Regions from separate parts of the Mus musculus genome. Here regions 2 and 3 are each linked to region 1. A link is a loop called in an ENCODE intact Hi-C map of the cell type or tissue named here. Cell type or tissue: left cerebral cortex. All regions are shown on one strand. Each heading gives the region's core, and the rest is flanking DNA. Links, peaks and the distances in the headings are about the cores only. Region 1 overlaps Tafa1 (TAFA chemokine like family member 1). Region 2 overlaps Tafa1 (TAFA chemokine like family member 1). Region 3 has its middle 17 kb from the start of Tafa1.

What was found. Peaks named below come from ENCODE experiments on the same cell type or tissue, not always from the same donor. Only the 100,000 strongest peaks of a DNase experiment are listed, where the experiment ranks them.
Region 2: it touches region 1 in a loop (2.6-fold over the local background); 2 of 42 quality-filtered maps call a loop at or near these places.
Region 3: a loop joins it to region 1, with 4 times the contacts of the local background. A loop is called at or near these places in 3 of 42 quality-filtered maps.

What each region holds. Positions count from the first base shown.
Region 1 is chr6:96,341,941-96,352,516 of GRCm38, forward strand. All of the region lies in intron 2 of Tafa1 (TAFA chemokine like family member 1), which reads left to right. Among named protein-coding and RNA genes, the nearest start is that of Gm26011, 210 kb to the right of the region's middle. In left cerebral cortex, for the core only: no CTCF peak of the experiment used is centred there; DNase peaks (open chromatin) are centred at 5,750, 6,184, 7,120 and 7,714; H3K27ac peaks cover 483 bases.
Region 2 is chr6:96,251,918-96,262,493 of GRCm38, forward strand. All of the region lies in intron 2 of Tafa1 (TAFA chemokine like family member 1), which reads left to right. Among named protein-coding and RNA genes, the nearest start is that of Tafa1, 140 kb to the left of the region's middle. In left cerebral cortex, for the core only: no CTCF peak of the experiment used is centred there; DNase peaks (open chromatin) are centred at 4,468 and 6,946.
Region 3 is chr6:96,090,755-96,101,330 of GRCm38, forward strand. It overlaps 2900060L22Rik. Among named protein-coding and RNA genes, the nearest start is that of Tafa1, 17 kb to the right of the region's middle. In left cerebral cortex, for the core only: no CTCF peak of the experiment used is centred there; DNase peaks (open chromatin) are centred at 3,158, 5,717, 7,249 and 7,665; H3K27ac peaks cover 348 bases.

The DNA.
Region 1 (10,576 bases), core at 3,149-8,148:
GACTAAGGTAGAGGCTCTCAATGGGTAGTCCTCTTTGCTGCCAAAGTAACCAGCAGGGTTTCCTTGAGGGTTTATTGAATAATTACACAAGTGCTTTCTACCTACTTAAGGTTGAGCTAGCTTATGGAGCCTTTCCTCTTACACTTGCAAGGAAATTTGTGCCAATAGACAAGTTAGAGTTCCCATTTAGAAAAATTTTTTAAGAAATGAGCAATTACTATGTATGTCCCAGATACCAACAACTTAAAAAAAAAAAAAAGACATTTGCAAGCATAGTAACAATGCCGTGGAATGAATAGTAAGCAATGCTGACAGGATTTCTAGTTGTTTTCCAGAGGAGTATGTGTTCTGCATGTATGTGTAAATACATGCATGCAATGCATGATCAGAAGCCATTTAGCCAAATTTCCCATCAGTATTCTGTGATTCAACAACTATGTAAGCCTTCAGGAAGTTTTACTGACGAACAGGTGAATATCACACAGTTCTTCTGAAATCTCTAAGCTTTATAAATACTGTCCAAAACACTTATCGTTGATAGTGGGGTACACTGAGACAAATGTTAAAGGCTTGCCAATATAGTTTTGTTATTGTCACCATTGTTGTTTAATCCAAGGTCATGACATATACTGGTCCAAGAAAATGAAATTTCTAGCACACAAGGTGTTAGCAATCTTGGGCTGAAATCTGTGACCAATCAAACTTTCTGAATATCACCATATTTTGTTTGACATCTGCATTTTACGTGAGTACAATGTCCAAGAGCCCATGCTCACATGAAGCTTTCCAAATTAAATACATGAACCACTAACCTTTATTTGCTATTTCTTTTACTCTGAATGCAGGGTTTTTTGGTTTTTTTTTGGGGGGGGGGGTTCGAGGCAGGGTTTCTCTGTGTAGTCCTGGCTGTCCTGGAACTCACTTTGTAGACCAGGCTGGCCTCGAACTCAAAAATCCACCTGCCTCTGCCTCCCAAGTGCTGGGATTAAAGGCGTGTGCCACCACCGCCCAGCCACTCTGAAGGCAGTTAAAGAGAACACAATTAACTGAGCACAGATTCGTTGTGCAAGAATTAGGAAACTTCTGCAACTGAGTGTTTTCTGTCTCACACCCCAGCTAATGTTCTTTAGTTTGTTGCTCATACTCTGGAAATAATTAAACACATGTACAAACTTACCTTTTGTCAATGAAATTGGATAGAGGCAAATAGAAGCCCAGCTGCTCGTAAAAAAGAATTAAGAGTAAGATACCCACATGTTCTTCATGGGTATCATCCCTCTGTTTATCTGCCCTACCTGGTGATGCCCACTATGGCTAAATGGTAACCTTAGCTGAAGGGGTGTGATTTTTAATTTGGTAGCACACTGCTAGTCACTCTGTAAATCCAATACTCAGAGGGCTGCCTGTTTGGAGATTTGGGCGTCTGCTTCCTGGAATATCTTGCCTGTAGCTTGCAATATAAGTGGTAGTATACATTTGTTTAAAACAAGTCTTAACAGAGAAACTGGCAACTAGTCACTCTCGGGGCTGAGGCTCACTGTCTCTCAAAGTTGGCTCTAGGGCTCAATTTGCCTATACTTCTAGTTAACTATTTATCTTAGACAATTGAACACATTAATCTGACAGAAAGGGAGCCTGCTGTGTTACACCAGATGGTGGTAGAAGAGAAGCACTGAGTGGGCCTCTGAATATAACCCTTGATATTTTACTTCCCACATCTTTGGGTAGTAATAGTTTGTGAACTGACTCGGTAAGAGTTTATTTCACTTACCTGCTGAAGTCTCTTGTTCAAGAAAAGGCATGGATGGTAACTTTTCAACAACTACTAATGTCTAATCAGAATCATGTGCCTACATAGGCAATATGAGTTATATAGGACCATCTCTCAAATCCACACCAAAGGAACCATTGTGAATGGCAAGAAAAATATATAGCCTGGTAGTTCCTGCCTGTGGTGACACTGCAGAAACAGAGAAAGAGAGCCAGCTGGTGACCTCAGATATGTCATATCTCCTCTAGGCAGGTCTGTTTAACTCCTGTATGTTGAAGTATTGATTTCCTGAGCAATTACTATATACCAAGCAAATCCTATAGTAGGATTCCTGTATGCAGAGAAGACAGCAGGAGAGCAAGAGACTGGAGCATGGAAACAGCTTCCTGGTTCTTAGTCTTATCTTTATTTCTACGGAACATCATTAATGTGGGGAAAGAAGATATTGTAATGTGTATGTGGATAGCATATAGCTGAAACAGTAATATTAAAAGTCCTGATTACCAAAAGTGGAGTGTTTATATCAAAATGCTTCTGTAGCATGGGGTCACCATGGTTCCCAGTGCAATTTTCTAAGTTCAGCACAGCTGAGTTCCAACAGACTGACTTACTGATGGAAAATGTCGTGCCCTTCTCATCTCCAGTGCATGCTCGCCTGTGTCCCTAACTAACCATGAAGTGATTCTGTGACACGTGCAAGGACTGTTTGCTTGTGTTTCAGTTGTCTTATGTGCTTTCATGACCATCCACAGAAGGAGAGTGGCTGCCATCCAGTCATAATCACAGACTTTCCACAGCTGTCTTTTCTTCATGTCCATACCAATGCCTCTTGGAGGCATGATTTTATATGCATATGGCAATGATCACTTCACGACATTCCCCTGGCCACCTCCACTCCACATCCACTTCCTTCCTGTGATGTTACAATATGGGAAACATAAAAGTCATGAAAGTAAAACCTTACCATTGTGGAAGTTGCCCAGTTACTAGACTGCTTGTCTCACATGCATGAAGTCCTTGAGATCAGGTCTCTGCAACCACATAAACAAAGTCGGGTGTTTGGTTCTTGACATCCCAGCACTCAAGTGCTGGAACAAGGAAGGTCAGAAGTTCAAGGTCAGCCTCAGCTAGAGTCAGTTTGATGACAGCCTGGTCTATAAGAAAGACCACAAACAGACAAATAAATAAATAAATAAATAAACAAACAAACAAATGTACTTTAAGTGTGTTAGCCTTGATATCCATGAATTTATGATCTAAATAGAAAATGAATTTATACTTCTCTTTCTTGCTCTCTTTATCATTTTAACTCATTGTGTAGAACCTGTTATAAGGTATGTTTTAGGTACATAATATAGCTTAATGTGATCAAATGGTCAGAACTGTTGACAGAACATCAACCACTGTCTTTCATTTGAAGTCTGAAAAGTAAAAGTTTAGAGTGGTCTGGCTCAAGTCACAGAACCAATCTGGTCTCTAGAACATGCTTTGGTCATTGTGTCACGGCTACAAACATGTACAAGAGACAAACCAAGTCCTAGAAAAGGTAGTAATCACTGGTGGGTGCTGCCAAGAAGGACAGAATTCAGGGACTCCAAAATGGTTTGGGAACTTGTGGTGCACACAGAAGAAATGGTTGGACCATTTGGAGGATGCACATATATAAAGCAAAGAGCCGTTGAGAGCCCCGAGACAAACAGTCACGGATGCACATTGAATCCTCTTTCCTAAAGGCTTATTTATCCTTAATTTATGTGCACGTGTGTGTGCTTGTGTAAATGCATGTGCACCGTGTATGTGTGTGTGTGTGTGTGTGTGTGTGTGTGTGTGTGTGTGTGTAGGCCAGAAGAGGACATCAGATTCCCTAGAGCCTGAGTTACAGGTAATTTTAAACTGCCCAATGTAGGTGCTGGGAACTGAACAAGAGAAGTAAACATTCCTAGCTGCTGAGACTGTGTTCTTGCCTGCCGACCTTTAGATAATTTAAGAGTTCCTTCTTCTTTACTTTTTCCTCCTCTTCCTCATCTTCCTCCTCTTTGTCTGCTTCTACTTCCCATACTTCTCTTCCTCCTCCTTTTCCTTCTATCATTCCCTTTCTTTTATATTCTCACACACACACACACACACACACACACACACACACACACACACACACACACACACTCACACATGTAAGCATATATCCTAGTATCTCTGTTTATGTTTCATGTAGTAGCAATAGAGCTAAAATAAAGCACATGTCATTAGGAACTCAGGGTGCTTCCACTTATTTTCCTTTGGACAAGAAAAAAATTAAGCAACACAATTATGTTTTGAGTTGTGGTAAGAACCTTGTATGAAAAACGAGGAGAAGAAATGAAGACAAATTAGAACATAATTACGGGGGCTGAAATTCACCCAGTCCCTTTCAACCTTTCAAGTTGGAGACAGCGCGAGCACACATGAACTCGGAGAATGAATCCAAACACCACGTTATTTCCTACATAGGGAAGCCTCTTAAAGGACTGCAGGGAAGCAGTGATCATTTCAAACCACCAAACGAAAGTGGAGGCATGAAGTTGGAGGCTTAAAGGGATTCAGAAAACTAATGGTGATCAGTTCTACAACAGAGTGTTAAGTTTGAGTTGTTTTTAAAGATTAATTTTGATTTATGTGTGTGAGTTCTGCATGTGTGTGGGGCCACTACATATACCACAGAGCAGGTTGGATCACTTGGGGATAGATTTATAAGCCATGATGAGCTGCCATATGTGTGCTGGCAATTAGCTCAGGTTCTGTGCAAAAGCAGCAAGTGCTCTTAGTCGCCAGTCCATCTATCTCTCCAGCTCTCCCTTCCAGCTCCTGGCTGTCCCCTCTCAATCCAAGTTTAGACAGACATGGAAAGTCTCTCCCAGGCTCTGCTTAAAACCACATTGAATTCCAAGAGTGTGAATTTATTGCACAATATTGGTAGTATCTGGGACTTTTCATTGTATTAAAATGTTTCTTTGTGTTTTTTTTCTTCCAACCATAAATGCTTCATCAAGCTAGATCTGCACATGCAAAGCGATCCCTCCCAAGGAAATCTTCTCTGGCTGGCTCTAACTTTATAGGGAGGGGATAGTTTTCTTCAGGGTTTGTTTTGTGGAGAAGATAGCCAATGGTTGAACTTGGAACCCAGTTCAAAGATACACAAGCATGTTGCTTGCAGCTAAGCCTCCAGGATGGAAAACTTTGGTAGACTGCAAACTATTTTAGCAGATTCATTTGAGCTTTACTCATTTGGAAAACTGGGGACACTAAAAGAGTAGTTTCTTAGTGGTTCGTTGTGAAGTTTAAATTAGATATCAGATCCAATGCACTGTATCATATCACCTGGTTGTGGCAGAAATGCCTGATAACTAGTAGGTGTGTTATTGGTAATCATACTCAAAAGTGTTTCAAAAGAAAATGCACCATTACTGTATATTTTTGGTTCTATGACACAGTGACATGTGGCTAAACACTTTTAATTGTTGCTTTTGTTCTTGCTTAACTGCTTAGTAATTAATTCACTTACATGCCCATCTTTCTGACTGCACCATGTGTTCTTCAGAAGTAAACTAATTACTTTTTGTCAGTGTACACAAGCTTTATTGCCTGGAGGCAGCTCTGTTGTTGTTGTGATTGTGGTTTTGGTTGTGGTTGTGGTTGTGACTGTTGTTAGCAAAACTCACTTTGGAAAGTCCTTCAAATCTGAAATAAAACCCTGTGGTTAGGTGTTCAATTTGCAAAGGAAATAGACACAGAATAGAGTGACACCTCTCCATCTCTGCCTGTATTAAGCCCTCATTCAGCCTTAGGATCAGAGAAGAGAACTGGGTAGAAGCAGAAGGCAAAGCAATCTCTGAGAAGGAGCGATGGGGGTGTTAAAGAAATGGTGCTTCCTGAGTTTCTTTGCCCAGGATGTTTCTCCCCCACATTCTCCTCTGTACATGTGGCCACCCACTACCTTCCCCCTCCAATATGGCATCTGACTCAACCTTTGAAAAGCACTGGCTTGATTCCTCTCAAAGTCAAAGAATCTTGGCCACTGACTTGAGAGTTTGGAGCCAAGTAGGCAAAAAAGTCTCAGTGGCATGTTGTGCTGGGGTAACTTCACGACTTCTGCTGATCAATTCCCTTTAGGGTTTCTGACAAGAGGATACTAGCCATTCCCTGCTGCTCTTCTGAGTTTCCAATATGTTCAGCAATGACAGCTTGACCTCTAGGAAATAAATACATATATGATGTCCTTACAAGCTTGCTTAAAAGTGTAGAAGTTCTTGTGAAAAGAGGAAGAAGTCTCTGGCCTGTTGTCAAAAAAATGTCACCCTTCGTCAGTTCTCATTGGTGATGGTTGACATCAGGTTGGTCCATCCTCTTACAGGAGCCACAGCGGCAGTGCAAGACATCTTCTTTCCTGTCTTTCCAGAAGATGCAATGTGATTTTCTATTTTGTACAGAGCCCGGAAGTTAGCATGGCTGAGTTAATTATAATGCAGTCCATTCTGGGTTGTGCTCACATGTACTTTCTCAGAGTAATGATGTTTGAGTTGTGGACATGTGAACTGCTCCTAGCATTTGGTCCTTACACCAGAGGCTACCTGACAGCTTCTCCGTGTTCTTTGTGTCCTGTTCAACCTCTTCCTTTTATCTGTACATTGTAGCATGAGTTAGACTTCATTTCATCACCCATATAATAGACAAACTTATAATTCCCCCAGACTTTCAGCACATTTGACATAGTTTTATCAAAGAGAGCCAGTGGTTGGGTTGGCTTCCATTTTTGTTATTTAACCATGGTTGTATTTATCATCTCCACACAGTAGAAAGCTCTACACTCCCCCAAAGCCTAGAGCTGTCACATCTGTTTTCTGTGAAAATTTACTATGAACATTTCCATCACTAAGAGAAATAGGAAAATGGCAAGAAGTGACTACTGGCATTGGCCAAATATTTATGCCAATAAATGGATGAGTTAGAATATCAAATACCTAACACTAATTAGTCAACAATTACCCTAAACAGCTTGCACAGTTATCACTTTCCTTGAGTTGCTCTATTACATATCTGCCAGTCCACCCATCTAATCCATCTTAATTTTTATTAACAGCTGATTAAAGTATGATTTATATTGCAGAAAAAGTATTTACTTCAAAGGTAGAATTCATTGGTTTCTTTTACTAGAACTCACAGACTGTGCAACCTTCACTACAGCCCAACACTAGCACATTGCCATCATCCCAGATGTTGCTTGCTCATTTGCAGTCAGTGCCTCTACTCCTCAGCCCCAGGCAGCTCATCTACTTTCTGTCTCTATAGATTTGAAAAGCCATACATTGTAACCAACGTTAACAAGACTCCGTGGAGTGCCTCTAGACCATGATTTCCAAAATCACCAACGTAGGAAAAACACTGGCCAGACTCAAGAGAACTTGTGTTCCTAGGGGGCCAAGGTTCTATAGCAAAGACAGTTAATCTCCCCATAAAGAGCCTTTCTCTCCACTTATACTAACTCCAATTCTTTAAATCCAGAAAATTAGTTCTTTCCCATTTTACTGATGAGAACAAATGAGGTAAGGGAGAGGAAGAAGGCAGAGGAGAATGTGGAAGGGAAGAGTTGGTGGAGATTGGCCACAAGTTAGGGGGTCATTGTGCTCATCCCTTGACTTGCACTGAGGCTGGCGTAGGATAGACAGTGCTGTGGTCCTTACAGCAACACCGGGGTTGAGGGATGTAGACAGATTATGTAGCAGCTGTATTTCCATGGGTTTTCAACCACGGCGGTGATTGCTTGAACAGATTCCCCACAATGGCATTTGAGAATGGAATCAAAGAGCAGCAGTGGCAGGTGTTTGGAAACTGAATTTGGAATTGGCCTCCTACAGAAAGCAGCTAGATACCGACTTTGTGGGTGAAGAGAGAAGTCGGCAGGCGGCATGCTCAGAGAGAAGTTACTTCTATGGCAGCTTTCCAAGCGAGCAGATTTCAGCTTTTTTTTTTTTTCACATTAAATACCCTGGAGATATATACATGGGGGTAGAAAGAGGGAGAGCCTCAAAAATGCCACCTTTTTGTGTGGAGTATTTTCTCTTGGAAATGAAATTGCTAGTGTTCACCGAGAGGAAAGTGTTTAGGACTTATCAGCTCTGGGTGTGATTAAAGTGTAGAAAGCACCAGCTCCTCCAGCATGCTGTGCAGATGCAGTTCCACTCAGCTAGTTCCAATGAGATTGGCTTCTGATTTACTCAGAAGTGACAGTGCTCTTGTTCCCTTCTCATGTGACCCACCAAGCTCTGATTGGCCTTCCAAGATGGAGCTATGCCTGCCCACATTTTTCTTCCATGATTTATTATCGGATAATGACACCAACAAACAATGCAATTGCCATTTACAGTTTACATGCTTCACCTTCCTCTGATGACTTGGTCCCTAAAAATGAAATAGTTAAGCCAATGTGAAATGTGAACCTTTCAAGAAATTCAAGAAATGCAGCTTGTAGGCCTAGTAGATGCAGCTTCCACTTCTTCCCTAGAAGCACATAGATGCTTAACAAAATCCCATGAATGAATGAATGAATGAATGGCGAAATGAACTTGCTCATCTTCAATAAACATTTGAACCATTCGTCATCCTTGTCCCACCTTGTGTGGAAGACAAACGCAAACTTGCACACACACACACACACACACACACACACACACACACACACAAACACACACACACACACACACACACACACACACACACACGCGCGAGCGCGCACGCGCACACACACACACCTTCTCTGAAGTTTCCAGAGATTACTCTCAGAGGCCAATATGAATTCTAACCTTAACCCAAAATAGAGTATATTTGCTGCTCAGAACTATTTTGCTGTCTCAAACCCGGGAACTTTGGAAGAGATAGTCCAATTTAGTTAGCTATGTAGAAATCTTATTGTGTTTCAACCAATGGCTTCTGTCACACATCATCTGATCCACCACAGACCCACATTAGCTATGAAAAACATCTCATAGGTTGGGACTCTGAAAAGTTCCCTGTTTCTCTTACAGTGTTAGCAGCTGCCAGACCTGTTGGGTCTTGGTATTAAATGTTCTGCACCGTGGTTCGGCAAGCCATAGATTATATGTGCTCCCAAGCTTACTGTGGAATCAGACTTCCTTTTCATTCTTTTCTAAATGGTACAGTATAATAACTAGTTGCATTATATTGACATTGTATTATACTTTGTATATATATATATATATATATATATATATATATACATATATATATGATATGTGTGTATATGTATTGTATATAATTGTGTGTACCACATGTGATCCAACAATCACTCTGCATACATAGAACATGTGTGTGAATCAGATGCAAACTCTGACCTCTCAGACTTCCTGAGTGTATGCTGAGGGATGACTGCTTTCACAGCAGCTCTAATACAAAGTGGTTCTGAAATCCTGTGAATGTTATATAACTTTTGAGCACCAAATCTCTTCTAAGGCTTTAAGGAATGTGTGCTAAGTCTCGAATTAGGGGGTTATCCTTAGCTAAAATAAAAAGTGATTTCTGAGAATGGAGAAGCTGTGTTGTATCTGCCCTGCCTAGTGCCTATTCTTGTTCTTCCTACTGACTTTCTCTTCTCGACTTTCCTCTGTAGAGTCATTAAGATCTGCTGTGCTAATCCTACCCTGTGCTACATAGATCAATCATGTCTGACCATTCTGAGCTTTCTGTGACTCACAGTAGGCCAGTGGGACTCAGTTCAGGGTCTTCAGTAGTTTGGTAAAGGAAAACCGTGTTAGCGATACTTAAGGCTGACAAGTTACCAACCTGTGCCTCTTGAGAACCATCGTGCGCATGGAAAAGTCCTACAGAGGGAAGCAGAGAAAAAAACTGAGATAAAGGAAAGAGAAATGGATTTTTCTCATGAGAGTTGAGTATTTCATAAACAACCCTGGAATTATACACATTCTAGAACTTTCCCCCTAAGAGGAACTATAATTTCTCATTTATGCTTAATTTTTTTTTTTTTTTTTTGCACAGAATTGATGTTCAGGATACAACTAAAAGCTCCACTACTGCTTCAACTGTTTTGCTGACAGTCTCCACACTAACACTAAGGTGGTGTTCTTCATAGGGAATTCACATCTTAAAGAAAGTATCCCTTGTGCCTGAAACTAAATGTCTATTGGTTGTCCCTATGTTTCCACATCTTCACAGCTTTGGGGAATGGGGTCAGTGAAACTGTGTCCCCGGACTTCCTGGCTGAATTCTGTTGTGAGAAGGGGCAGTTCCTACCAAGATCATGATCAAGGAACAACATGTAGAGGATGCCTGACAGGACAGCAGGATCCCAGGAAAGGTATAGTGGCACAAATGTGGCCTCAGTAGAGCTCTTAAGACATGAACTAATTACTTTCATCACAATGAGATGTCCATATGCACCAGTGAATATTGTAAGAAAGGCTAGTATACAGCTGTGTAAACCAGCACATACGGCTATGAAAATATACCTGAAACACCCCAGGAAGCTTATGAAGGCCACAAATGCACTTCTGGCCATTCCCAGCAGACACCATGTCTGGAGCAGACCTGCTCTCTGCTTCATAGTTGATACCATCTTCACTGCTTTCTCTCATGGTAGAAAGCATAAGGCCCTGAGGTATCTTTTACATGGCCACTAATGCTACTCACAAAGGATCATATGATGACATAGTCACTTCTCAGAGGCCTTGCCTTCCACAGAGCTGCCTTGTGGATGATGATTTTGAGATACAAATTTGAGAGGAGCAAATGTTTGATCCT
Region 2 (10,576 bases), core at 2,276-7,275, 91 kb before region 1:
AAGGAGTCTGGATTTTAAGTAGCCAAGTCAAGGGATGCCCTTGTGGTCCATCAGTAGATAAGAAAAAGAGTCATTGTCTTTGCTCATGGTTCAGCAGTTATTTCCCCATTGATGCTTAGGCTTAGCAAAATTTTCTAGGCAAATAGTATAAATGGTGACCAATCTAAAGTGGTCTAGTTCTGTGTCAGCTGTGCCTCTACACAGATCAATACCAAACTACTCACATCAGACCCAATTAGTGTTCATCTGGTATTTACTTCCCAGATGCTTCAAATTACTGAAATGAATGAAGTGGTTTGTGACGTGTCACTGGACACTTTCAAGGACCATTTAGAAAGTGCTGCAGTGGGGGAAGCTGGAAGGTCATGGTTAGGAACTGGGAAGTGGAAAGATGAAGGAGTGGAAAGAATGATGTTTTGTTGAGAAAGCCAGAGGAGGTGGATGATTACGGACGCACTGGGTATGAGTTGAAAAGCTCCTCTATGGCTTTGAAGAGCCTTAGAATCAAGCTCTCAAAGGCTGATTTATTTTCTTTGTTTATGCTTTATTTATTTTATTCCTCCAGGCTCTGAGTGTTAGCATCACTTGTATTTCCAGAGAGACCTCCACAGAACGGTTAAGATTTGATACATTCAATCTGATGATGCTATGGCTCTCTCAAGGCTAAGAGGCAACACTCCAATGTTGAGTGAGAGCCCTGTCATATGGCTCCTCTGAAGTAGTCCCCACGGTAACCCAGGGTGAGAACATGTGCTTTTGAGATTAGTTTTGCTCGGACAGCTACATGGAAAATCCTCTTTTCAAGAAACTCATTCATAGATGTGTGACTCACTTTATGTTCATTACTTACCTTAAATCTATTGGCCTCTGTTTTCTAGTTTTTCATTTTTAGATATGAAAATTCTGTGTCAATCACTTGACTACTGAGAGTGACTAATGCTAGCTCATCTAATGCATGCCATATGATTCATTTTCACTTCTTTCTATTATTTTAAATACTTTTATTCATTGAAAGAGTTATAAACATATACACTATATATTGATCATGTCTCCTGTTTCTCATAGTGTCTCCAATCCTGTCTTTTATCCAACTTCAAGTCTCTTTTTTATTGTTATTAGCAACCCTGAGTTCATTTAGTGCTAACCATATGGACATGAATATATGGCCATCCACTGGGGCATGCATGTCTAAATTACCAGTGTACACAGCCTTAAAGGAGAGTGGCTTTCCCCTTGAGCAATTACCAACCGCCAATGATCCCTCAGATAGGAGTACGGCCACAGGGACACTATGTCATCCATACTGGGTTTTTTAATGTTTTGATCTTTTATGAAGGTCTTGTGCAGGTAATTACAGCTGCTGTGAGTTGACACTTGTCCAGAACTACTGGTTCTTACAGTCTTTCTGCCCCCTTTTCAGTAAAGAACCCCAGGCTTGGATGAGGAGAAGTTGAAAAGGATAACCCATTTATAGCTGAGCACTTGATATTATTTATATATGGCACTTGGACCAGTTATGAATATTCTTTATTGACCAACCTACTGCAATCTGTGCTGCTAAATGGGATTCCCCGAGTCCCCCCTGCCCAAAGAAGAAATGTGTTCTGTGAACATTTAACCAACTTCTGTTATAATCATTCCTGAACTTCCTTTGGCTTTTAGATTATTGTACAATCTCAAGAAATTGGTTAGAATACCATGTCTCTGTATAAATAATGCTTGCAGCCATTGATCTTCATACCATGGTATCCAAACGTGCTGCTTCCTTGAGATTCGTAGTTGTCTCTTCTCATCCCCTCCTGCTCTGGGCTGTACCAGTGACCTTGTGTGGTTTTCCTTCTCTGGCTACCTGAACACTGTTTTGGTTGTCTTGTCCTGAGGCATGTGGAAGGAGGATTAGCTCCACTCTCTCCAAAATTTATTTATTTACTTCCACATAATTCTCCTTGCCTCAGCCATGAGCAAATGCATGCATACACACACACATACACACACATACACACACATCTTATATTATCTACAGAATGCACATGGAACATTTAATCTCTACTTTCTGTGCTATCAAAATTCTGAAGCAAAAAAGCATAAAATAAAAATAAGAGAGGGATTATCAAGAAAAAAAAAAACCTCTAATAGTGAACTGCCATACAATAAATAAAAGTTGACATATATGGATTATATTAATTACATGCCTTATTACAGTTTGTCAGGTCAACAGCATGAGGGGTAGGTAATACTTCCCCCCATTTTAAGATATAGCTCAGACTTGAAGAAATCATACTGGTTCTCCTCAGACATAATCTACATTAAATGGAATTCACGATGAGAACCCATAGAGCACAGATTCCCAGTCCTAACTCATGGTTAGCTGCAGAACTAGTGACTGATCCGTGTGAAGACTATAATGATGGAGGAGCCTAAGAAGTCTTGACAATCCCTGGACCTGTGCCGGTGTTAGCAGAAAGGGATGGTACTGTAGAATCAGCATTTGTTCCAGACATTACATGCTCTCCTCATTTCCCCAGCACTGACGTTATCCTTATTTTATAGATGAGGAAATGGAAGTAGAGAGGGGCTATCACTTATGTCCTATTTAAGATCTGAGCCGGAGCTCAAGATAATCCATGACTGTCAATTGCAATCTCCTAGGTCAGACTCTGTGCCTACCTGCACACCTTGTAGAGCTCCCGTCATAATGTGCTGCACAGGACAAGCCGTGCCCCTTTATGATCTGAGAAACAGAGCTTGTACTTTGAGGGACCAGAAGCTGAAAATTAACAAATCATTAGAGTGCCAGGAGGGAAACAGAAAGGGTCAGAGCTGAACAAGTTACCCAAGGTTTGAATAGAGTCCAAATCTGAAGAAAACATTTGCAGAGTCCTTATTCATGACTGTGTCCCTTTGTTTGCCGCAATACTTCATTAAAAATCAGTCTTGTGCAGTAATTTCAGGGTATTAAAGTTGAACAGCTTAAAGTTATGTAATTAATTGCATTCAGCTTCAGTTACAATTACTAATTGATCCAAGCCTGCCAGCATCACACCTGGCAATAGACAGGCATGCAACAGTGATGCCAGGCAGGTGGTGGCAATAATTAGGTTATTACTTTTTTTCCCCCTTCAAGTACCAGGTGGTCTAAACCCCAGGATCAGGCAGGCTGCATTTGGCCCACGGGTACCATTTCTGTTTCTGGAGCTATTTTGAAGAAACTAAGAATAGTGTCAGGAATACCCAGTAGATGAGATGAGGTAAGCCTAGGACCAAAGTTGCTATACAAAGACAGGCTTAGGGAATGAAATCCATGGACCTTAAGATTTTCCAGGAGACAGATAGGGTCTAGAAGCAGAAAGGCCTGATAGACAAATGCCACTGTGTCTGTAAGCTCTTTGGCTGCTCTGAGCCAGGCTCTCTGGGCATGGATGAAGGATGAAGTTACAGAAGTGGTCATGTGATCTGAGACTATGGGTACTGTGTGTAGTGAGTGGTCCTGTATATCAGCCAGGAAGTCAGGTAGACACTTTTATTTGTCTGGTTGGTGGTTTTTTTCTTTCTCCCTGGATTTCCTTATGAAATATGACATTTTGCAAATTATGTTAGTTTCTGGGGCTCAGTTTCTTCACATATAGTATAGAAATGGATAATTAGTATGGATGCATGATAATTGTTATTCGCTAAAGAAGAAATGTATCAACATAGCCTAGTATAGTCTGGGCTGTACAATACATTATCCATTCATATAAACTTGTTTTATCTTATTATATCCAAAATAGTAAACAATTTGATGCCTTAATAGTTAGTTAAGATTGATTGATGGTGATCAGAACTTTGGAATCATAAATATTCTTATCTTCATTTCCAAAATAAAAATATCTTCATTTATTGAATATGTATTAAATTCTAGAAAAGGGATAAATGGATACTCTAACATATGAACTTCTTAATGTTAAGCTGGTATTAATATCTTTATTATGTAGATGAAAACCTGAGGTCAGAGGAGGCCGCATAGTTTCCTAAAGTTTGGATCTATTTTTAGCTAGCACACGAGGAGTTGAATTGGAACTCGTCCTGATTCTAATGCTATTAGCCACCATGAATGAGAAAAGAGGAAAAATGTTCTTGGGTTCTTTCTGCAAGTGTTGGGTATGGCTTATCCTATCCTACCCTCTGTGTTTTCATTCAGATTGATTTCAGAAGTGATTGGTGTGGGGCAGGAAATATGTATTTGGAGAGTGTTCAGAAGAGAGCAGGGAAATTTAATACTAATGCCACTTAGTTGTCCATTTTTCTCTGTTTTTGTTTATGGCTTTTGTGCTTTAAAGCCTTCTTTAGAGCATCCTGTAGAAATAGAGGCTGAAATCCACGTTTAGTGGTGTGTAGAAGACATTGATGGACCTGTCATCTTGAGTCAGAAGTAGAGTATTGCCAGGAGATATCAAAAGCCACCACAGCCTACAGGATCACAATTCTCTCTGTAACATCTGAGAAGCCAGCTTCTCCTTTACTGGAAATGAATTATCCCAAATGCAGTAGGAGTGAAGAGAATAAAACCTTGCTTGGAAGGCATACAGGCAGATTGGGAAAAAATACAGCTTGTTTATTTTTAACATAGTTTTCAGTCTTTCTGGAACTGTCTTTTCGTCAATAGACATGACTAAGTAATCCCACAGTCTCATCTCCCAGACTTTATTCTCCCCATTTATTTATCCAAGATGATAAAACCTCACATGTGGTCTCTTTAGTCATTTTTAAGTGGGAATGGCATCCTCCAGTTTATCTCCAGGTGTCTCTGACTGTACATTTCACTTTCAGGTTGTCTTAGTATGTTGGATCCACTACAAGGAGCGCAGAGAGTCATCACCTTCAGTTATTATTGTTTATTATTATTATTATTATTATTATTATTATTATTATTATTAATTCAAAGAGACAGAGCTCCTTGGATTGCAAGACTTGGATTAAATGATGAAAACCTGTATCTTTTCAGCCCACGGAGAACAGCTGAGAGCCCCCACTGTTAGTTCATTCCCTGATGACATGCCTCTTCCTCCACAGGGTTAACCAGTTCCACAGATCAATACCTTCCTGCTAGAATCAGCGGAAATTAAAACCAGCCATGAAGCTTCGCTCAAGCCCTTTAGAAAATATACCCCTGAAGAGCAGCCGTAATACTGGGGCCTCTGGTAGAATGGCTTTGCTGGACATTTATTCTTTTTGCCAATCCTGGACTGACAGGAAAAGGGCTTCTGATTTCAGCCACATCTCTCACAATAGCATTCATCACTATACTGCTGAGATTTCTCAGTGACCTCTCAAATTCAGAAGCATCTACCCACTCTATTGCACAGGACAAGCATCTGGCTTCCTAGCAAAGCTTGGAAGCACCCCCTCCCTCATATATAACTGCACACAGGGATCATTCGGAACATATGATGTAATGGAATAATCTCTTTGTTCAAACTCAACTTGTGAGGTATAGATTGTATGAATTGCTCACAAAAATTCTCTGGAAACCTTAATAAATAGTTACTTAAAAGTCTTAGTAAAATAAGATTTTGATTCATCATACACCTTGTACAATTTCCTGGGAACAAAGGTAAGCAAATAGAATCTGATCCCAGCTAACAGTCTAAGCTGAAGGCAGACATAACTAGTAGACAGGTGGGGAACCATGTGCCTGTGCAAACTACAGGGATGGACTGATCTCCTGGGAATAGTCTCCTGACATCATAAGAAGTGATTCAAGTCTCTTCATCTAACTAGTGTGGGATTTTAAGTAACATGTCTTTGTATTTTCATCTAAACGGATGCAATTAGGCCAGCAGTTCTCAACCTTCCTAATGCTGCAGCCATTTAATACAGTTCCTCATGTTGTGGTGCCTCCAAACATTAACATGCTACTTCATAACTGTAACGTTGCTACTGTCATGAGTCATAATGTAGATATTTTAGGAGATAGAGGTTTTCCCAAGGGGTTGTGAGCCATAGGTTGAAACCACTGAGGTAGATTGTGTGCCCATTACCATTTTCGAGGTTGTGCTGCCTGCAAGGATAGTTATTAGTAATGTTAACAACAGACTTCCCAAAGCAAGAACACTAGAAACTCTACAGTCAAATAAGGCAAGACACACAGCATACATATGGATGCTAGATGTGGAGAGCTGCTGGAGTTCTTTAAAGTCCATGGTGTGAACCTTCCCTTATAGTGAAGAGTCAGGCTGATATAAGGGAAGGAACTTACCAGTAAACCTGCCAGTTCATTCTATGGGCTCTCAGCGCAGATGTCAGTGAACTTTTCCCATATGTAAGATTTGCGGGCGTTCATTCTCTGTTGCTATTACTCAGATCTGGTAAGGAATTTGAAAATTAGATGTGATTGAATGGGTGTGGCTGTTTCTCAATAAAGCCTCATGGACAAGATTTATTCTGGGACTGGATTTGACCAGTGGGTCATATTTTGCTGGGTAAATAGTTCTAGATATGTTTGCTTCTAAGCTTGGTGAGTCTACATAGGATGCTTTACTGCAAGCACATAAACACAAACACACACACACCTTTCAGCTTCTGAATCTCTGTGTGGATGTAACAAGAGTATCAATGTCAGAGTTGATGTAAGGAGAAAAGTTGATGCAGAATAATTAGAGAAGCGACAAGCTCCTAGTAAGTTCTTTGTTTTTTTTTTTTTTTTTTGTTTTTTTGTTTTTGTTTTTTTTTATTGGTCATTACTGGTAAGATCCAGAAAACTTCTCTGCCGCACGTGAACATTAATGGGTATGGATGGGATTTCCACTTAGGAAGTCAGAGTCTGGACCCCTCCCACTGACATCCCAAGGCTAGAGAGAAGGATTTGGCCCAGGTTGTCTGTCTAAGCCTAGAGCCCAAGCTGACTCACTGAAACAGAACTTCTGGCCACTTACTCATGCTGGGTAGACTTTGTAGGTCAAAATGCAAATGTCCATGTGTTCAGAGTATGTGCCTGTTTAGAAGCACATTCTAAAAATATTCCAAGCCATGCCTTTAAAGCTGTTTGTTAGAGAATCCAATGGAGCTGTATATCCTTAACTGTATGTGTGTGTAATGTTATGGTAATGCTTGGAGGCAAAGCAATTCAAATGTGCTTCTTCGAGTCTTTTAGGAAGCTGGAGAAGGATGCTCGTGTTTATCATAGGGTCGTGTATTTTTCTGTAAAGTGCTTAAAATGCTTGATATGCTGACTATAAAATATATCTTTCAATTTTAGGTACTTATTATACATAAAAGACTCAAACACCTATGTAGCCCTCACTTTTCTGGTTTGGAATTCCATTTGTGACCTTGCCTTCACTTCTAAGGACTAAGCATCTCCAGGCAGGCAGTATCAGCATCTATTTTAAACTTGCCAAGCTTGAAACCATAGCACCCAAAAAGTGGCAGAATAACTCAGCAATCTGAGTTACAAAAAACCAAATAACTGTAATATCCATGTCATGTGTTTATTATTTTGAAGCATCGTAAAAACATTCCAAATGTTTGTTCATGCCTTTTTCCCCCTTCTTAGTACACTGAGTAATGAGTAGATCACAGTCAAGTCATTATGCTTGAATTCTATTCTTAAGCTTCCTTCATTCCTTCATTCCTTCCTTGTTATATTTAACCCTGTTGGCATGGAGACTTGATACTTCCTCCTTGGACAAGCCAGAGGATGCTGACACCTTTTGCTTTCTATGTTGAGATACACAGTTTCTTATTCTAGTACAGGAATAACAAAGCTGCAGCCCTGTGGATCAAACCCAGCCTATCACTTGCTTCCCTAAATAAAGTTTTATTGGAGCACAATCCTCATATTTCAATTGTCAGGCCTGCAATGCACCAGCAAACCTGCATAGTCATACCGCATGTGGATAGTTTATAAAGCAGAAATTCTTTGCTATTTGTTCCTTTATAAAGAGCATGATTTGTCTGGAGATGCAAATCTGTACAAGTAAGACAGCTGAAGAGAAGAGAAGGCTATTAGCTTCATTTTCCCACTTTTGAATTCAATATCGAAGATTCCCCACTTTTCTGAATGTTCTATATCATTCTTTGCATGGGGGCTATAATTTCTCCCACCTGTGTCAGTAAGATCAGATTTATTCACCCTTTCCCCTAAGGCTCAGTAGTGTAGTCTTTTGTCAGTATTCTGTTAAATTATCACAATTACATCTGTTGAGGAGTACACATCATTATGTATCCATGTCTCAATCTGAATTGTGAAAATATTCCAAGAGGAATATTTTGAGCCCAGACAAGAAGCCAAAAATGATACAATAATACTGTTGCCTCTCTGATTATACTATCTGAAAAACCTAAAGTGCTTTACAGTGTGCACTGTGTCCAGACTCAGAATGAAGAATGACAAAAATTTTGAGATAAATTGGTTTGTGAAATATTTATGTGCACTTTGGTGGCAAAGACAGGAGGTAATGTGTTTTGTATTGAATCAGCTTGGGATAAAAAAAAAGCACAATGTTAATGAGATTTTTTAAAGCTACTTTTAAATTCATGTTGGCAAAAGACAAATAGTCAAGACTTTTAATTTCTATAAACTTAACAGCTAGAGAACAAATAAAGCTTTATTAACTTAAATAAAAGTAGCTTTTCTTTCAAGGGCACTGTGATTTATTTTTCATTCCATGTAATGTTCTGAAGGGCTGTTCTTCTTTATGTATTGATCAGCCCTTTCCAGTGTATGAGCCAGGTTCTAACTAAGTACTACTGAAGTTTGAAATGTCACTGAATGACTCCAGAGGGGTATACTGATCTGGGGGTCAGCCAACATCTCTTCCAAACAAACCCTGCTATGACCTTGATCTATACCCTCAGGCCAATACATGATCCTTCCATTTTATTAGTTGCTTCATCCAAAATTTAAGTCTTAAAATAGACTGTATACCTGAAGAAGTTGAGGCTGTGCTTGAATGAGTTAATAATTCTAAGAAAGTATGCCAACAGTCAAATCATTCCTGAAGTACAGACTAAAACATTTCATTTCCTGTCACGGGGCAGCCATCTTTGCCCCCTAGACTGGGCTAAAATGGCTGCTTTTTGCTGCCTGTGACCCTTTGCACACCTGTGACAGTCTCAAGGCTAGGAGGTGAGAACTGCTCATCAGGGAGTTGTTCCAAGTGCCTGGAAGAGTGTGGGCACTAAGTTCATTTATGGTTGATGACATATCAAGAGACAAATTTTATTTAATGCACTGAAAATTCTTCCATAACAATGAAAGAGTGTGTGTAGGCTGATGATGGAGCCAGTCAGACAATGAGAACTCTTACTAAAAACATTCTTGTGGAATGAGCTTGGGGACAAAAGTGTTTCTACTCTACACCTCTGCAGTTTTAGCTGACTTCTATGAATGCTGAGATCCCCTTCCAATCCTCTGATTGGATATCCTAACCTTCCACTTTATGTAAAAAAATGCCCTTTCTGCTGACCACTAGCAAAATGTCTTGGCTCTGGTGGCTGGATGTCAGTATTTTATTTTACTTTATTTCTTATTTTTTAACGGATATGCTAATCTCAGGAATGATGCTGCACAGCTCCAGCATCATTAAAACAGTGTCCCCATGCCACTCTGAGGCTCACTGCTGAGTCAGCACCTCCACCACAGGCTTTTTTTTTTTTTTCCCCACCCAGGGATTTTAATTTGGCCATAAACTTTCACTCAGGGTAGAAAACTGACACAAAAGGGCTTTCTTTTCAATGAGGAATTTTTCACACAGGATCTCAAAGTACACTATTTAATGTATGTGAACTGCTGTGAGGCTCACAAATATTTGCGCAAAATTCTAAAAAGGCCCATTAGACATTGGAATTGGTGTTAACCACTGACTACTGGAATTATCTCTTGGAGGTGTCAACAGGCAAATTTTGAATAAATTCCCTCCCCCTTTAAGTAATTGTCCCAGGCACATTGTGTGGAATACTTCTGGTTTCTGGGAGTTCAACAAATTCTCATTTTTACAGGCTCTCTTCTTTTTCATTACAATCTCTTTTTTGTTTCCATCTGCCTTTGAGCTCACATAGTTTTTGACCTTCACTATGATAGTCTTTGTGTGTGTGTGTGTGTGTGTGTGTGTGTGTGTGTGTGTGTGTCTGTGTTTGTGTGAAGGGTATGTGGAGAAATTAGATGAATAACATCCAGTTCTTTTAGTCAGCATATGCTTTCCCATGCACACTTACTTTGTGAATCCTCTGTAACATACCCTTCCTTCAGTTCTACTTCACCTTCCATCTCGAAGATAACTTGAGCGTTCTTTCTCCAATTCTCTAATACACCTATTGTGACTGTCACAATTCTTTGACAGTCCTCTTACATGTATTATTTAAGATGGTGTTTTTGCCTCAAATCTTCATAAAATATTGGCTGGCAAAATGGCTCCCTGACTTGCTGTCGTACTTGGCCACCTGAGCTCAATCCTAGGGGCCTACTTGATGGGACAAGAGAAGCAACTCCTGAAAGTTGTGCTCTGTCCATCACACGCGAATTATGGCAAATTTGCACCAACACACCCTCAAACCTCTATTGAAATGATGAAGAAGATGATGATATGTGATTTAA
Region 3 (10,576 bases), core at 2,702-7,701, 250 kb before region 1:
AAAAAAATACAGACCTTCAATCCCCTTCTGCTACAGTCTCTAGCACACTGTCAAGATACCGGCTTGCTGGCCTACTTCTGACACATGAGACTCTTTTCTTACAGGTAAAGCATTTGATATTTATTTCTCCATCCTAGTAACACAAGAGGTAGCCTTTTTTAGGTCATATATATAGGTCTGCATTGTGAGCAAACGCACAGCTGGCTCTTCTGACTGACTAGGGCTTCGCGATTGCTTACCCTAGAGCAGAGATGGTCAGGTAAACAGGCATTTACTCTGCTCAATGATCACTGCTCAGCATCCTGCTCCTTACAGAGCTGCAACATGTCTGCAGCCTTAGACAAAACTGCATCTATCCACGGATTTCTTGAACAGTGGATTTTTCAATTTAAAGCAATACAGAAAAAAAAAAATACTCAGCTTTGTTGCCAGTAATAGAGGGACTATTTTACAAGGAAGTGTAATTTCGCTTAGACTTTTTCTACCTTCTTGTAGCAGTGTGCTGTATTTTAATAGACTTCCCATGTATTATGCAAACGGAATGCTCTACAGACTTGTCGCAGATGGCCCTTGGAAGTGACTATTGGCTGATCACTGCTTACCACTTTCTTTTTAAAAATGACAAGCTTTATCTGCCTACCCATAATCCCCAAGTTGAGGAGCATAAACTACAGAATTAAAAAAAAAATTTGAAAAGCATTCCACCACGGAGGACTGACTACATGGCTGGGGTTTGTCCATATCTTCTCAGTCCCTGTATTAGGAGCTTGATCCCCGTGGAGGGCTTTGGGAAGTGGGGCCTGGTAAGTAGGACTTCTGCCAGGAGCAGGGAAGGAGCCCTAGTGAATGGGCGGCTGCTGCTATCTCAGGAGTGGGTTCCTTAGTCACAAAAGCAAGGTGTTTGCTATAAGTTTTAACCTCGTGCTCTTGCCTGTTCTTTTACAAATGCCTACTTTCCCTTTCTACCATATCCTGATGTGGCCTGAGGGCTCTTACCACTGTGCCCTTAGCCTCTTCTGCTTCCGTAATAGTAAATTTCTTTTCTTTAAAAATTGTCCAGCCTGCAGTCTTCCCTTATAGCAATTGAAAATAGACTAGAGAGTGCTCTTCAAAGAATGTCTAGGAGCAAATATTTTCTTATGTGGCAGCTGAAAGAGAATTTCAAACCTCTTCAACTTAAATTAGATTATCAGGGTTACAATGTTAGGAGGTCAGTAGGACAAGTAGGGGTTTGAGCATTTGAAAGGTCTGGGACTGTTTGTGCCCTACAAAGTTGTGTGTTGATTATTACCAAAATGTAGGTCTAATGCTCACCTCCCAGTCTCTCTATAGTGCTCCCAGGTCAGCTTTGGTCACCTTCTGTTCTCAGCCCCAAGTTCCCTTTCTGTTGATGATATCATTTGAATGTATTGCAGTAGCAGCAGCTTGCATCCATTTGACCTGTCTTCTGAAAGCAGAAATTTTATTTATTGATTGACTGATTATTCCTTTTATTTATCTGGCTGCCCTGAACATCTTCCTACAAGTCTAACTCATTTGTTGAAAGATCCTTCTCTTTTCAATGAAAAGAATTTGGCTGAAGGGACTCTGGTTTTAGAAGTCTAGGTAGAAACAGGATTGTGGCTAGGACAGGGAGACGTTCCTTGGAAATCCTGAGTGGGAGGTACCATGCTGCCAAGGCCTCAATGGGGATGGAACTGGAAAGAGAGTCAGTGTGGAAACTGCCAAGGAAGTGTTGTCAGTAGCTACTTAGTCCACAGACTCCACCCCAGTGAGCCCTGGTGATGCTGAGGCAGACTTCAGGTGCCCTTCCTTTTCAGTCCTGCTACTGACCTAACCAATGTCTTCTAAGCTCACATCTTGGAAGCAAATCTGTAAACCCACATATCAATGTCCAGCAGTGGAAAGATGACAGTTGGCTTCCACTGAGTCATTGTTCATTTCTACCCTGATCAGCTGTGTTAGAATTTATGGATGCTGAGGCAAGAAGATGCAGAGAAGGTATCATATGGAGTAACAGTGGCAGAAGTTTGAGAAGGAGATGTGGGCATATCCCATATGGCAATGTAGTCACAGGCCTGTCCCAGGGATCTTTTCAGTTTAGCTAATGGGGCATTTCAGAAAAGATAACTTTTGGAAGGGGCTAAGGATGAACATGTTATATTTCACTTATACTCAGATTTTATTGAATGAACATTGATTTGGTCCAGATTGTATTCTTGATAATAGTTGGAAAGTAGAAGACACATATGGTCTATGTGTATATCATTGTATGTGCATTTTAGAGAAGGAGAGGGGAGCATGTGGGTCCATACCATGGAGCTGAAAAGCAAGCACTATAACTTTTCAGAGCAGTGTTTTTCTGTCCCCATCATACACCTTGTAGATTAAAAGATGCAGGCTTATAAAATGTACATATAGCTACCTTAAAGGCATGCAGTGGTTAAATGACAAAATAGCCTCTGACCCCTCACTTTATAACCCTGCAACATGGTATTTTTGTCTCTGGACATAGTCTTTCTTAACTGACACAGGACAGAGTATCTATTGTACTTTGTTGTTTCATAAACAACACTTATGTCTCAGGCTCTGGATCAAAGGTTGTCACCCCAGAGAGCCCATGGTCCACTTCCCTCAGTCCATCCCACTCGGCCCCAATTGTCTATTATATCATGATTTTTGATTGTTCTTTATTACTCCTATCTGTAACCACTTTCTGTATCTGTCTTTGTACACACATTTCTCTCCAATAAAATATGAAGTTCCATGAAGGTAGAAATTGCCTTTCTTTCTCATGTCTGCCCTCCTGGTTCCTACAGTCCTGTCCAGTACACAATAGGCACATGTAAATAACTAGTCATACCCCTGTGTGTTCTGTAAGTGAGAATATTAAAAGATAGTAAGTATTGGGGTAGGGGTTGGGCACACAAGGGCATGTTTTGGCCACATGATTACCCAGGTGTTACAAAGTTGAATCTCCCCCTGGCTTTCTATTTTTCTAAAAGATCCCTCCCTAACTTGTAAATGGCATCATCATTTCTACCTAGAACAAAAATGGGGACTCAGTGCAAAGGAAGCCAGAAACATCTGATTCAGATGTGACTCTACCTCTGTGGGTGTGTTCCACACAAACTGTGATGTGACAGAGAGCCACTTGGCTTACAGATGCCGTATCCCAGATATCCTCTTTGTTTGTGGGTATTCCTGGAACTTTCTGCTGAGAAGTGTTCATTCTTATTTCTGGCTCCTGGCAGCCTACAGAGGCTCCCTGTTACTGCTGCAGGCAGGTTACTGATGGGGCTTGTGCTTTATTGTCCTATCTATCAAGTCCTATTTATTTTTAAAATAAACTTTAAGTGTACTGTAAACTCCCTTCACAAACAGATTTTTCCTCCTCTTTTACACTTGACAAGCCCCTAAAAGGAATAGTAACTCTGTCTCATAAATATTTGAACCTGAACCTTTTAAGAAAGAATTATACTTAGGGTATTCAAGAATAGGGAAGGTCTCTGTATAAACTCTGAATCCAACTACTTATTTCCCCATCTCTTTCCATCCCATTTTCTTCCTCCCTCCTCCCTCCCTCTCCCATGTCTCTGTCTCTTCCTTCCTTTTTTCCTCCCTCCCCTTCTCCCTTTCTTGGTTCTTTTCTTTTATTCTTCCTTTCTCCCTCTTCCTTTCTTCCCTCCCTCCCTCCCTCCCTTCCTTCCTTCCTTCCTTCCCTTATTCCTTTTATTTGTCTTATATTATCATATCCTGAACTCAAATCTATCTAAAGACTATCACCCATACTACTCTTAAGCACTGTAATATTATGCAAATGTATTTTATTAAGAAGGCAAAGTGGATTCTCACTTCCCAGCTCACCAAATCTAAAGGTATTAAATCTCTTACTTGGTCCTCTCTCATGGAACCTAGAATTCCATTCAACCATGGCATGCCATTTGATCCAATGCAAAGCTGATTAGGAAGGATATCACCATGGTAGGACATAAAGGAGCTTGGTATTTAGAGTCATGCTCACTTTGATTCAACTTAGACTTCGGAGTGACAGGCTCTCAGGGTGCCTGCTATCCTTTCACACTGTACTTCCTCCTGTGAATCCTGAGACCCAATAATAATCCTTTGGGTGACTATTCAGGATATTGTCTAATTATTTCCAACTTTTTTCCTTCTAAGCATATTCCTCCAGTTCTTGGTTAGGCAGGCTATAGGATTTGTTATAGCTAACAAGAAGTATGTAAACTCCTTTCTTAACCCAAATCTTGGGGATGGAGAGATGGGTCAGTGGTTAAGGACACTTGCTGCTATTCCATGGAACTAAGTTTTGATTCCCAGTACCTATACTAGGCAATTCACAACCACCCATAACTCTTATTCCAAGGAGCCAATGCCTTCTTCTGGCTATTGTGGGCATTACACACACATGGTACACAAACCATATATGTACACATAAAAAAACCTCCTATATCCTCCACTTCTCTCTCTCTCTCTCTCTCTCTCTCTCTCTCTCTCTCTCTCTCTCTCTCTCTCTCTCTCTCTCCCTCTCTCTCCCTCCCTCTCTCTCTCCCTGGCTCTGTGTGTATGTGTGTAAAAGAAAACAGGTTTCCTAAGAGCACTGCAGGGGGCAGCAAACTGTGTGGTAACCATTGTGGTGCCTATTCTAGTTTTTTCCTTTACCTGTGGGTCTGCTAATATTTTCAGCAATCATAGATAGATATTTACATAAAAAACAAACAAAGCTACTAGTAGCCTCAGAAATTCAATTGGACTCTCCTTAAGGGAATTCTTTGGTCTTGTTTGCACATTTGGACCATTATCTGGTGACAGTACATGGAAATTCCTAATTGGACAAGCATGAGTCATGTGACTTTCCCTTCAATCATGACTATTTTAGAGCACTGTGGTCAATGGGCTTTGAGCACTAACCCAGAGACAGAGGGGAGGGAGTAGGCTGCTTAGTAGTCATGTTAGGATACTCATTACAAAACTCTTCAAAAAGCTTACAGAGAGATAGGAGAGAACTTTGTAAGAGAACCATTCACCTTAAGTTTTATACTTAAGAGCTAACCTCCATCAACACTTCTCATTGATTTCCTGGGGCTCAGGAACAGAAGTATTGGATGGAACGTCTCATGGTTGCCTGTGAGAAACAGAAATGAAGCTTCCAAGGTAGACTCTTAGGTCTCCAGTAGAAGGATCTAGGCTTAGAGGCAGCATGTATTTATCTGGGTAAAACTCGTATCTCCAACCATGAAAGGGCACACAAAGTGACCAATCTCTAGTTGACTTGTGAACATTCTCCCAATGATGTAGGAAAAGTCACTAAACATCTCCAAGGGTAATAAAGCATTATAATGCTATAAGAGTCAGAAACCTCTGAAAATTATCTGAATTCTACTTTGTAATGTGGGAAATACTCGAAAATTTTACTAATAGGAAATGTTACACTGGGGGAAAACTGACTTGCTATTCTTGGCCACGCAAGTTCTGCTAGAGGGTATCATGATTGCTGTGGATACACGTTGGGCAATTTCATATACCAGCCCTTCCTCCATTGTCACTTGGCTCAGAAAATTTCATGAAATTATACAAATCCCTGAAATCTAATATTTTTATGTGATAAAATTGTGTAAGAGGAGGGGGTGGAAGAGAAGTTTGGAAAATATGATGACAGATGGCAAGTGGGCTCAGGCACATAGCGTTCCTATATATAGGGGAGGGGACAATCTGGTTAATCAAGGGGAGGGGGGGCAGTTTTAAATTTAGTTCCAAGTATTTTATATATTCAGCAACATCATGTGTAGTGTAAAAGTGTACCGAAGCAGCTGAGCTGGGTAGAATTTTTAATGTTTTTCTTGGTTGGGGGTGAGCTGTGTGATCTGTATTTTCAACAGCTTTACATATTATTTCATGATGCCTACATCTGAAAATCAAATTGTATCCATAGGTTTGGGGTACGTCTTTTGAAAGAGGACTGAGAATATATTTCTAGAGAGTTTCTTCCAAGGAAATCTAAGGCATTTCAAAGACTATGGTCATTACAACTTACTTAGCACATGGGAAAAGTATGGCAAATATTCTCAATGAAGATGATTCTAGAGCTTGGTGGGAGGAGCAATGGGGAGGCAGGAGAAAGTCCTGAGAGCAAAGCCCAGCTTTACGTAATGCAGGACAGGTAAACTGTGTTGCCTGGCATAAATCACTTCAGACGTTTGGATCCTAATTTATTATTAAAATGAGCGTTCAGGGGCTGAAAAGATGCTTCAGTGCGTAAAGAGATTGTTGTACAGATGCAAGTACCAGAGTTTAAATGTTTGGAATCCACATAAAGCCAGATGTGATGTCACGCATCTGTCATCTTTAGCACTCCTGCAGTGAGTTGGAAGGCGGAGACCTGAGAATCCCTGGAAGCTCATGGGCCAGCCAGAATAGGCAGTTTGGTGTCCAACCACAAGAGAAGGTGAGGATCAATATCCCAAGTCTAACCGCCTTAATCTCTAGTAAAGAGAATCTGGGGCCGAGTGTGCACTGGGCTTGGTTTTCCTAAACAAAGGACTTTCCTACCTCATGTATTCATTGTCATTTCCTAGTATTGTTCTCACCTTAAGCCCTCCTTCGAAAGGACTGTTGGTGACATGGTAGTGACATGCCTCTCATGTTTGGATACAAAGGGAAAATTATGTCTTGGGTGAGAGAAAGGCAACTTTCCAAAAGATGTTCACATACCTTGGCTGGCCCAAAATGACTTTGCTTCCCACCTCTAATGATGACCAGGAAATGGATCTTCTGTGTATCATAGGAAAGACTACTAAAATTACAGCCAGCTCAACAGAGAAGTTGGATTAACATGAGTGAAAACCAAGACAAGAGATATATTTAGAGCAAGCAACATTGAAATCTGATAGACACTCCTTGGAACACTTACTCTTCATCTACTCTGTGAATTTAAATAAGAGCTAGGGTGTTTGTGTGTGTGTGTGTAACCATGACAATGAAGTAAAAGTTTCATATGATAGCTATTACCATACAAAGCACATAGTAAGCACTCAGTAAATATACCTACATTGGACTAACCTTACATCTGTTAAACATAGCAAATGTATTTTTTAGTTGGCAACTAATTAAGAAATTGCAGGTATTTCTGGTGTTGCCATAGTGACACAAAATCTACCAAAATAAGTTTTTGTTTTAGCACAGTGGTTTTCAAACTTGGCTGCATATTGGAACTAACTAGGGAACTGTGAAAAATACCATTGCCAGAGTCTATCATCCAGAGATGCTAATTTGATGGATCTCGGGGTAGGGTCTCGGGGCATGGATGCATAAATACATCATCCCTTACTGGGATTCACTGCCAAACCTCTGGCTTAAGGAATATAAGTAGGGGCATTTCTTCCTTTTGAACAGAGCCCAAGGTTTCCTCGACTTCCTTTTACAATACTCTTTCCCTTTGCTCTAAACTAGTAACGGCTAGGTTCTCTTGTCTGAACTGGCACCATTACAAGTGCCACACATTCTCCATTACAGTATAAAAAACGCTGTATGTGAGGGTGGAGACCAAGAGTGGGGAAGGAGGCCCACTGTCAATATGTTGTGTGAGAAGAAAGAAATGAAAGGATAGGAAAGAGAAAACGAGAAAGGAGGCGAAGAGCACTTCCTTCTGGTGCTGGGATGTGGTGAGAGAGGCCCTTTTAGGCACGCTGAGTCTCAGCATCCCACACAGACACCCATGCTCACACAGACACATCATCTGAATCTCTTCCCAGCCTCCTCCCGCTCAGCCCACTGCCAACCACTCACTTAACATCTTGCTAAGAATTTATAAAACATCTCAAACATGAATAAGTGAGAAGTGACAGAGTTTGTTCATTCATTCACACATTCATTTATTCATATTTTCTATAAATATTGATTGAGTACCCACTATGGACCAGGTATCTTGCCAGACAGCAAACAAACAGTAATGATCAGAACAGGGGGCTTTCAGATTTTACCAAAGCCCTGAATTTGGAAAGCATTTGAGGTAAAGAACCTGGGTGGGATGATCTACCATCTTTTCATGAGTTCTTGAGTTCAGGTCTCTGTAGATTGCTGAATGAATGGGTACTTAAATAAATTAATGGCAGAAGGAAAGGGTGAATGGACAGTGATGAGCAGCAGATGGTTAGGGAGGAAGAAAATGATATTAGATTGTGAATATGAATGAATGTCATTTCATTCTAGATCACACAGTTTGTGGGTATTTTGTTTTTAAAGATTTGTTTATTTTTGTATGTGAGTACGCTGTAGCTGTCTTCAGACGCACCAGAAGAGGGCAGGGGATCCCATAACAGATGTTGTAAGCCATCATGTGGGTGCTGGGAATTGAACTCAGGACCACTGGAAGTGCAGTCAATGCTCTTAACCACTGAACTATCTCTCCAGCCCAAGATCTTTGATTTTTAAAATAATCAAGTATAACTGTGCTTGGTGGCACTTCCTACACTCCCAACATCTAGGAGGCAGGGACAGGGAGATTCAAACCAGTCAGTGCTACCCAATAGGATAATTGTCTCAAAACAAATAGGATCCTACCTCAGACATCATTATACACTGTGCATTTTGGGAAGGTAATGCAAGGAGTGATGGCATCAGAGAAAGTCTGTACCCAGGGTGCGCAAAACCAATGTGGGTAAAGAACAGGATGATAGAAAGGCAAGAGAATGGATAAAAGCTTCGAATCAAGAAGAATGTGATACATTTGACGGGCTGAAAGCCACTGAGCTTTCCCGGATGGTATGGATTTGAGCAGCAGACTCAGGACACAGAGCAGTAGACACTACTGCAAACGGAAGCAACACTGACTCTCAGGGATAGAAAGGATCAGAGGCTAGGTAGAGTGGGGAGCCAGGTGAGACTCCATGGGAAATGATCTACCAGTACCAAGTCTAGAGAATTTGAGTTAAAACCCGTAAAGTGGATGGGGCAATGGATGAATAGAGGAGGGGGCTCTTGTGGATGTTTCAAATACAGTTGAATTTGCAAAGGAAGTATGAAAACATCTTAAAAGTCTGAGGAAAAAAATCTTACAGTATAAAAATAAGTAAAACAAAACAAAACAAACAAACAAAAAACTTGATCAAAGCTAACAGTACATCAGCCCTGCTGATAAGCATCTTCCAGTGATCCTGTGCATAGCCTCAGAAGGTACACCCACCCAGGTGGAGCTGAGAACAGTGTAGTCGGGCTCCAGAGCAATTTGGTCATTTCTGTCATACTGTCTTACTGACCAGGTCAACAACAGAGAAGCAAAAGGAAGAAGACTCAGGGAAGGTGCTGGTAGTGGGGGTCAGCAGAGGTGTGTTTCTCTAGCAGGTATGAGACCTTGGCTAAAATACACATTTTACAAAAATTGTCCTATTACTGGAAATTCCTTAGTTCCTAGAATTGAAATGAAAACCAGACCAAAGAGAATAGTTAATCAGACATATTAATATCGAAAGAAAACTTAGAAATTTTAAAATAAAACTTACACGAACACAGGGAGTTAAGAAAAGTTAAGAGGATTGCTTCCCTAGAAGGAAAAGGAGATGGAGTCTTTCCTACCAGGTAGGATCCCATAGAGAAACATTGTCCTTTTTGGGCTCTATCTCACCAAAATAGGAGCAACCACATTAGAGATGACCAACATATATGGACTATTCAGAAAAAGAAAAGTATTTTATGTTGATAAAGACACCATTGAAGGGAGAATTACTGATTTGGAAAATGTAATATCCAGAGGGGGTGAAAATTGCAAGACATATTTGAAGTGTTTCTTACTTTTGTCAAGAAAGGGTCTCACTGTGTACGCCTGACACACTACTACATATTTCAGGCCGACCCTAGGATTGATAGTATCCTCTTGCCTTTGCGCCCAAGTGCTAGTATTCTAGGAAGGAGTCACCATACTTGGCTCAGTACAGAAAATGTTGACAGTTCAGTATTTAGAAAAGTAAGAAATCCAATGGATATGTATGCTCAGAGAAGTGCTAGGTACATGCACACTTGCATGTGAGTGCTGCAAACCTTGTGGTGGTGCATCAGAGATGACTTCAAATTCTCTATTTAGATCTTGAGTTTTCTACCTTTCTAAATTGATGTGCATGTGCGACATGAACTCAGGAAAAAAAAAAGACTACTTAGGGGCAGGAACAGCACCAACAAGTAGGGGGGAGGCTGTATGGGGGAGAGCAGTTGGGGGAGATTCATCATATATATGTACACAAATATCACAGTAAAACTAAAAAAAAATTCTAACATGAGATAGCAAAGAGAGGAAAACATGACTATGTATTTTTGTAAGTAGGAAAATTATAAGTATATAAAACTGTAAAAAAGTACAGTTTTGATCATAAATGGATCATCTCTTCAATATCTGTTCCCATTTCTCATTGTTATTCTAATGTCTCCCATGTGCCACCTCCCTTATTCTCTCTCTCTCTCTCTCTCTCTCTCTCTCTCTCTCTCTCTTAGCTTAGGGTGGGGGTGGGACATTATTTATCTCTAAGCCTAGCACTGTGATCTTTCCTCTTGGTCCAGAGAGCAGTCCAAG